Linked DNA regions of Homo sapiens: region 2 is linked to region 1. The links are chromatin contacts, found by Hi-C or POLR2A ChIA-PET in ENCODE. All regions are on one chromosome and are shown on one strand. The core of a region is the stretch at or near the end of the contact, and the rest is flanking DNA. Distances in the headings are between cores, read along the strand shown. Region 1 overlaps UBE2R2 (ubiquitin conjugating enzyme E2 R2). Region 2 overlaps UBAP2 (ubiquitin associated protein 2).

The links. A loop is a pair of places that touch in the nucleus more often than their neighbours do. ChIA-PET counts read pairs that join two places held with the same protein, here RNA polymerase II (POLR2A). Pooled maps may share reads with other maps.
Region 2: a map of ascending aorta shows a loop between it and region 1 (6-fold over the local background). The contact joins two enhancer-like sites. A Hi-C loop is called at or near these places in 4 of 168 maps with a recorded cell type or tissue (ascending aorta, heart left ventricle and heart right ventricle) and 1 of 50 pooled maps. POLR2A ChIA-PET finds 5 or more read pairs at or near these places in 6 of 52 experiments (BJ, H1, PC-9 and 3 more).

What each region holds. Positions count from the first base shown.
Region 1 is chr9:33,884,187-33,886,886 of GRCh38, forward strand. UBE2R2 (ubiquitin conjugating enzyme E2 R2) reads left to right here. Exons shown (of 5, transcript NM_017811.4): 2 at 2,695-2,700. Among named protein-coding and RNA genes, the nearest start is that of SNORD121B, 49 kb to the right of the region's middle. Within about 2 kb of position 1,382, at least 2 of the 41 ENCODE cell types and tissues checked have a DNase peak (open chromatin) inside an H3K27ac peak, as active enhancers do; they include heart right ventricle, where a contact is called at or near this core.
Region 2 is chr9:33,923,914-33,926,798 of GRCh38, forward strand. It overlaps UBAP2 (ubiquitin associated protein 2), which reads right to left. Exons shown (of 29, transcript NM_001370062.2): 22 at 2,704-2,751; 23 at 293-371; 24 at 1-87. Among named protein-coding and RNA genes, the nearest start is that of SNORD121B, 9.0 kb to the right of the region's middle. RefSeq lists an enhancer at 1,203-1,442. Within about 2 kb of position 1,403, at least 13 of the 41 ENCODE cell types and tissues checked have a DNase peak (open chromatin) inside an H3K27ac peak, as active enhancers do; they include heart right ventricle, where a contact is called at or near this core.

The sequences.
Region 1 (2,700 bases), core at 132-2,631:
ACAACTTAAGAATCTCTCTCTCTCTCTCTCTCTCTCTCTCTCTCTCTCTTCCCCCTCTCTTCCCCCTCCTACCCCCAACCCCTTTATTTTTTCTTTTTCTTTCTTTTTTTTTTTTTGAGACAGGCTCTTCCTCTGCTGCCCAGCCCTGAGTGCAGTGGTATGATCATAGCCCACTGCAGCCCCACCTCCTGGGCTCAAGTGATCCTCCCACCTCAGCCTCCTATGTAGCTGGGACCACAGACACCACCATACCCGACTGATTTTTAAATTTTTTGTAGAGTAGGGTCTCGCTACCTTGCCTAGGCTTGTCTGAAATTCTGGGCTCAAGGGATCCACCTGCCTGAGCCTTCCAAAGTGTTGGGATTACAGGCATGAGCCACCACTTTTTGTGGATTTTTAAAAATAATTTATCTCATTATTGATATTCAGTATTTATGGGTGAAACACCATTCTCATGCTTTCCTTTAAGTTCTTTAGCCATGATTTTCTTTAGTCCTTTGAAATGTTTAAAGGTTTAAAGATAAGCTGATTTAGTCTTTGCCTAGTAACTTGAATACTTAGGTTTCCAGTTTCTATTGATTCTTTTTTTTTTCTCCTGTTGTATGGACCATACTTTGTTCATAGCTTGTAATATTTTGCTGAAAACTAGAAATTTAAATAATATACAGTGGCACCTGCAGGAATCCAATTCTCCTCTTCCCCAGGGTTTTTGTTGTTGCCATTGCTGCTGCTGTTGTAATTACTGTTGACTTCTTTTACCTAATTATATAATGTCGATATTATTGTTATGTGTGGCCAGTGAATTCTCCACTCAGCTTAGTGGTCAGGTAATGATTGAACAGAGATTTCCTTGGTTTTCTAGAACCAGTTAGTTAGCTGGAATTTGTAGAGAGGCTCTGCGTATGTGTCATTGCATGTCTTCAACTTAATTCAGACAGGCATTTGCAAACTCTTTACTTTCTTGTTGTATACATTCTCAAGTTAAGCCAGAGGTATAAAGTTAGGGCCTTCTTAGGGCTTTCCTGAGCATGCACATAGTGCTGGGCATGTGCATAGCTCTACACATTGTCATGGTATTATAGACTCACAATAATTTGTCAGAGCTTTTCAGAACCATAATGGACAACTCTTAGCCCAGCCCAGCTTTTCCTTAACGTTTTTGGTTAGTCTGTTTTGTATTTTCCACTGCCTCAGGTACCTTTAAGATTAAATAGTTGCCTGCCATTGTTTTCAACAAAGCTGCCAGGGAAAATGTTTTCATATTGGCCAAGCTCCAAATCCAATCATATGTAGACAGCCTTGCAAGTGGAGTTTTCTAGGGAACCATTAGAAAAGTAAACTTAATGACAATTCTCTGGGAGTAAGGCTTTGGCGAAATGCCAGCCCATTCTATCCTCTCCAGGGCCTGTCAGCTTCCTTGGTTTTTACTTTGAATGTGTTTTAAGGCTGCTGCACAGCTAGAGTATAGGAGATTGGATTAGGGTAAGTTAAAATCACGTAGCTTGATGTTCTTACTGAATGTCAGCCATTTTCTTTAAATATCTACTCCTTGAATTGTTGCAAGCCTCTGGTTATTTTCTGGAATTCTGAAAATGATGCTTATAATTTTTGGCAATTTTCCCATTGCTTTTGTGGAAGAGAGAACTTTTCAGGTTTTCTGGATTTCTTCATATATAAAATACGGGGATACTGCAAAGGACGTTCACTGCAGCAGGATTTGTAACAGCAAAGGTGTGAGAAACAACCCAAATGCCCAAAATAAGGAAATAGTTTTATAAAATGGTTCATGTAGGTATACATTTGATGGAGTATAATGCAGATACTGTCAGTCATCCATGTAAAGAGAATATTTTATGGTGTAAAAAAAATGTTTACAATGTGATACAGGTGAAAAAAGCAGAATACAAAATACAGTATGTTGAAGTTTTTAAAAATACGTTTTGTAAGGGAAATCAGCAATGTCAGCATTTATTATTTCTGGGTGATAGAATGACAGTTAAATTATGTGAGTAAAAAGAAAAATACCGTTGTTCCATATTGTGTACTCTAAAATTAGATTATTTTGTTATAAAAATAAAATGTACAGAGTACTGTTTTTCACTTGTGAGGCAAGTTAAAATTATATTTATGTATGTTTGTGTATGTGAGTGAGTGTGAGTTTTGGTGACTTAAAATAGCCTTTTATAGGGGCAGGGCACGGTGGCTCACGCCTGTAATCCCAGCACTTTGGGAGGCCGAGGCAGGTGGATCACAAGGTCAAGAGATTGAGACCATCCTGGCCAACATGGTGAAACCCCGTCTCTACTAAAAATACAAAAATTAGCCGGACGTGGTGGCGTGCACCTGTAGTCCCAGCTACTCGGGAGGCTGAGGCAGGAGAATCGCTTGGACCTGGGAGGTGGAGGTTGCAGTGAGCTGAGGTCACGTCACTGCACTCCAGCCTGCTGACAGAGTGAGACTCCGTCTTAAAAAAAAAAAAAAAAAAAAGGCTTTTATAAATATTTGAAGGGGTGCTGTAAGAACTTACTAATGACCCTGGCACTGGGGATAACAAAGTATGTCTGAGCTACTTTAATCTCAAGAGTTTACTCTATGAAAGGAGCTTTGTTTCTGTGGCGTGTAGTAGGGTGAATTATTAGGCAGATGAATAAGTTATAGTCTCATTTATTAGCATTTCATTTTTTTTCTTTTCAGGCGCAT
Region 2 (2,885 bases), core at 153-2,652, 40 kb after region 1:
TCTGTGATTGGCTCTGCTGTGGCTGAGCTGGTGTGGTAGCGGGTGCAGGGGATGCAGAGTCCCCACGGCCAAACTTTGTGACATCACCTAGGAAAGAGCACTGACTCCAGCCACTGCCCTTCCTCCAACCAGAGAAAGGCCACACTGGCTTCTGCAAACAGGAACAGGTCTGGCTGCCAGCTCAGCACAGGCTACTAAGAGGCCTCTCTCAGCTTGCTGTTGCTGCTTCCCAGCTCCTGGAGTTCGCGCTAGGCCGGCCCCGGGCTACTCCTCATCCATTGAGCAAACTCACCTGGATATGGATTATTAGCTAGGCTCCCATCTCGGCTGGCAAGCGCTGTGGGTGCAGCAAAGGGAATTCCATAGTAGTCCTAGGAGAGACCAGGGAGGCTTGATCAGCGACTGGCCCTGCTTGACTCCCAGGAGAGCAGAACCAGCACATGGAAGTGGTGACGCCACACTCCTGAAACAGACTCCATGCCTGAGAGCCAGCAGTCCCAGGGAACGCCAAGTAAATGGTGCCCCTCGGAAGAGTGTGCAACTAGGCGGCCTGCCTAACACATAAGCACACAGACCGGCCAACCCTGCAGCTTCACCAGGCAGAGCTGCTGGAGACCAAGCCTCACACATCCATTTGACACCACAGGCAGGTGCTTGTGTGAATGCCTCGGGCTGAACCAACTTCGCTGGCTTTTCTGTGTGAGAGACTAGAGCAGCTAGGAAAGCTGACTAAACAGAGCAGACCTGAAAAAGGAGGCAACAGAAGTGCAGGGGCCTGAAAGGTTTAAGGGGGGACAGGGGGCAGTGCCAGGTAGGCACGGGAATAAGCAGGACCCCAGGTGAAGCCCAGAACTGGCCTGTCACCACCTACACTGCTCTCAAAACACTGACATGGCCTAGGACAAGCTTGTCCAACCCACGGCCCATGACAGCTTTGAATGTGGCCCAACACAAATTCGTCTTTCTTAAAACATGAAATTTGTTTGCAATTTTTTTAAGCTCATCAGCTATCTTTAATGTTAGTGTATTTTATGTGTGGCCCAAGACAATTATTCTTTCAATGTGGCCCAAGGAAGCCAAAACATTGGACACCCCTGGCCCAGGACTTGGGGGAAGTATGGCAGATACAACAAAGTGTGGAGACAGAGACGGCAAAGCACAGTGGAGCTTCGTGGAGGAGGGGAGGTCTGACCTGACCCTCACTCACCATCCAGGGCCTCGCACTCCTGGACACACCTGGCCCCTGAGGAAAGGCAAAGCCCTTGGGCTGTGCCCGATCCCAGAAAGGAGCCATCCTGGCTGGGAATGGCACTCACACCCTCCAGGAAACCTCCCGGAAACCCATAGCAGCCTAGAACCCCCGGAAGAGGCAGAGCTGGGAACACACAGAGCTGCACAACTGAGGACGGGAGCAGAGAAAGCCCAGAAGGGGGAGCACTTTCACAGAACACGAGAATTCTCCAGGCAGGAACTAGGCTCACAAGCAGCAGAGGTGAACAAACAACCCGAGGGATAGAAAGAGCAACATATCTCAAAAGGTGGGCTCCAGAGGGTGTTTTCTCTAAGGCACAAAGTGATAAAAGCCAAAAGAGTGCTGTGAATAAGTGTGGAGACCACGGAGAGCCCCTGAAGCAGAATGAATCCCGGGGCTCAGCACCACCTCCTGCAGTTTGGGCCTTTGGCCGGCAGATTAAAGGGCTGCTGGTTTGCACAGTGGGGAGAAGCCGCTCCGCTCCCAGGCTAGGCCTCTGCTTCTGGAAATACGGCCAGCCAGTGGAAAGGGCTACTCTTCTGAAACAAGAGCAGCTCCGTCAGCTCTTTGTGGTGCAGCAGAGAAGGGAGCAACACCCACGGGGAAGAAGGCATCACTGCACAAGGGAGAAAGCCTCTTCCTCCAGCAACAGGAAAGACTGTATCCAGCAGAGGTGGTGTCCAAACTGCCTGCAACTCTCTGACAAGTGCCCTGGGAAATGGCAGAGCAAGAAGACAGTGGCTCCCAGGAGGAAGTCCTGCCCATGGGCAGGGCAAGGAGCGGGCCTATTCCCCTCTGTCCCCACAGTTCTGTTCATGTGGCTATCCCAGGAAAGGCCCACACTGCATTCTGGCACCAACGGTCAGAAGAAAGAGGCAACCCTGGTCTCAGAGTAAGGCTGCAACCACCAGGGACGTCCCAGGGCAGGCATTCTCACAAATCTAGATGGGAGGCCAGACCCAGAAGAGACCTTAAAGACCATCAGCTCAAGCCACTCACTCAGCTGATTGCAGAAGAGCAGTCACTGGCCATCTCAGACCAAAGACACTATATGGTACTCTGAGGAAGAGGAAGACAGTATAAAACTCCAGGGCCACGTAAGCAACCTCCATGTCTTGTGTCATATGGTTTTTCTTTTTAAAAAAGAGAGAGAAAACAAGATGGAGGAGGGAAGATAAGGACCAACATTTAACAGGGGACATGGCCTACCAGGGCCCCAGGTCCCAAAGGCCTTCATGTTTCCCAGGGATGAGCACTGGATACTCTGTGCTAAAGCTATGGTCACGCCTGGCACAACCGCCAGATGAAAACAGCTTTCTCAGTAGTGGTGCTGAGAGGTTCCTCAGGCAGAGGATCCTAAGGGCCAGAGAGTGTGGCAGCCAAGACCATAAGAGGGGGGACATGTAAAAGATTCTGAACCCTCTGCTCCGACCAGTCCATACCCCACTCACCACTGGCAGCCGTGACTGCAGCATCTGGAGCTCGTCATAGCCATAGATCTGTGTGAGAACCAGAAAGTGTATTTTAGGAACCACATACCACACCCTGGGAAGCCCAGGTCCATCTAGGAGTCAAAACAAGGTTGGGGGGCTCTAACACACCCGGGAATGGGATCTGGATTAGCTGTTACGGG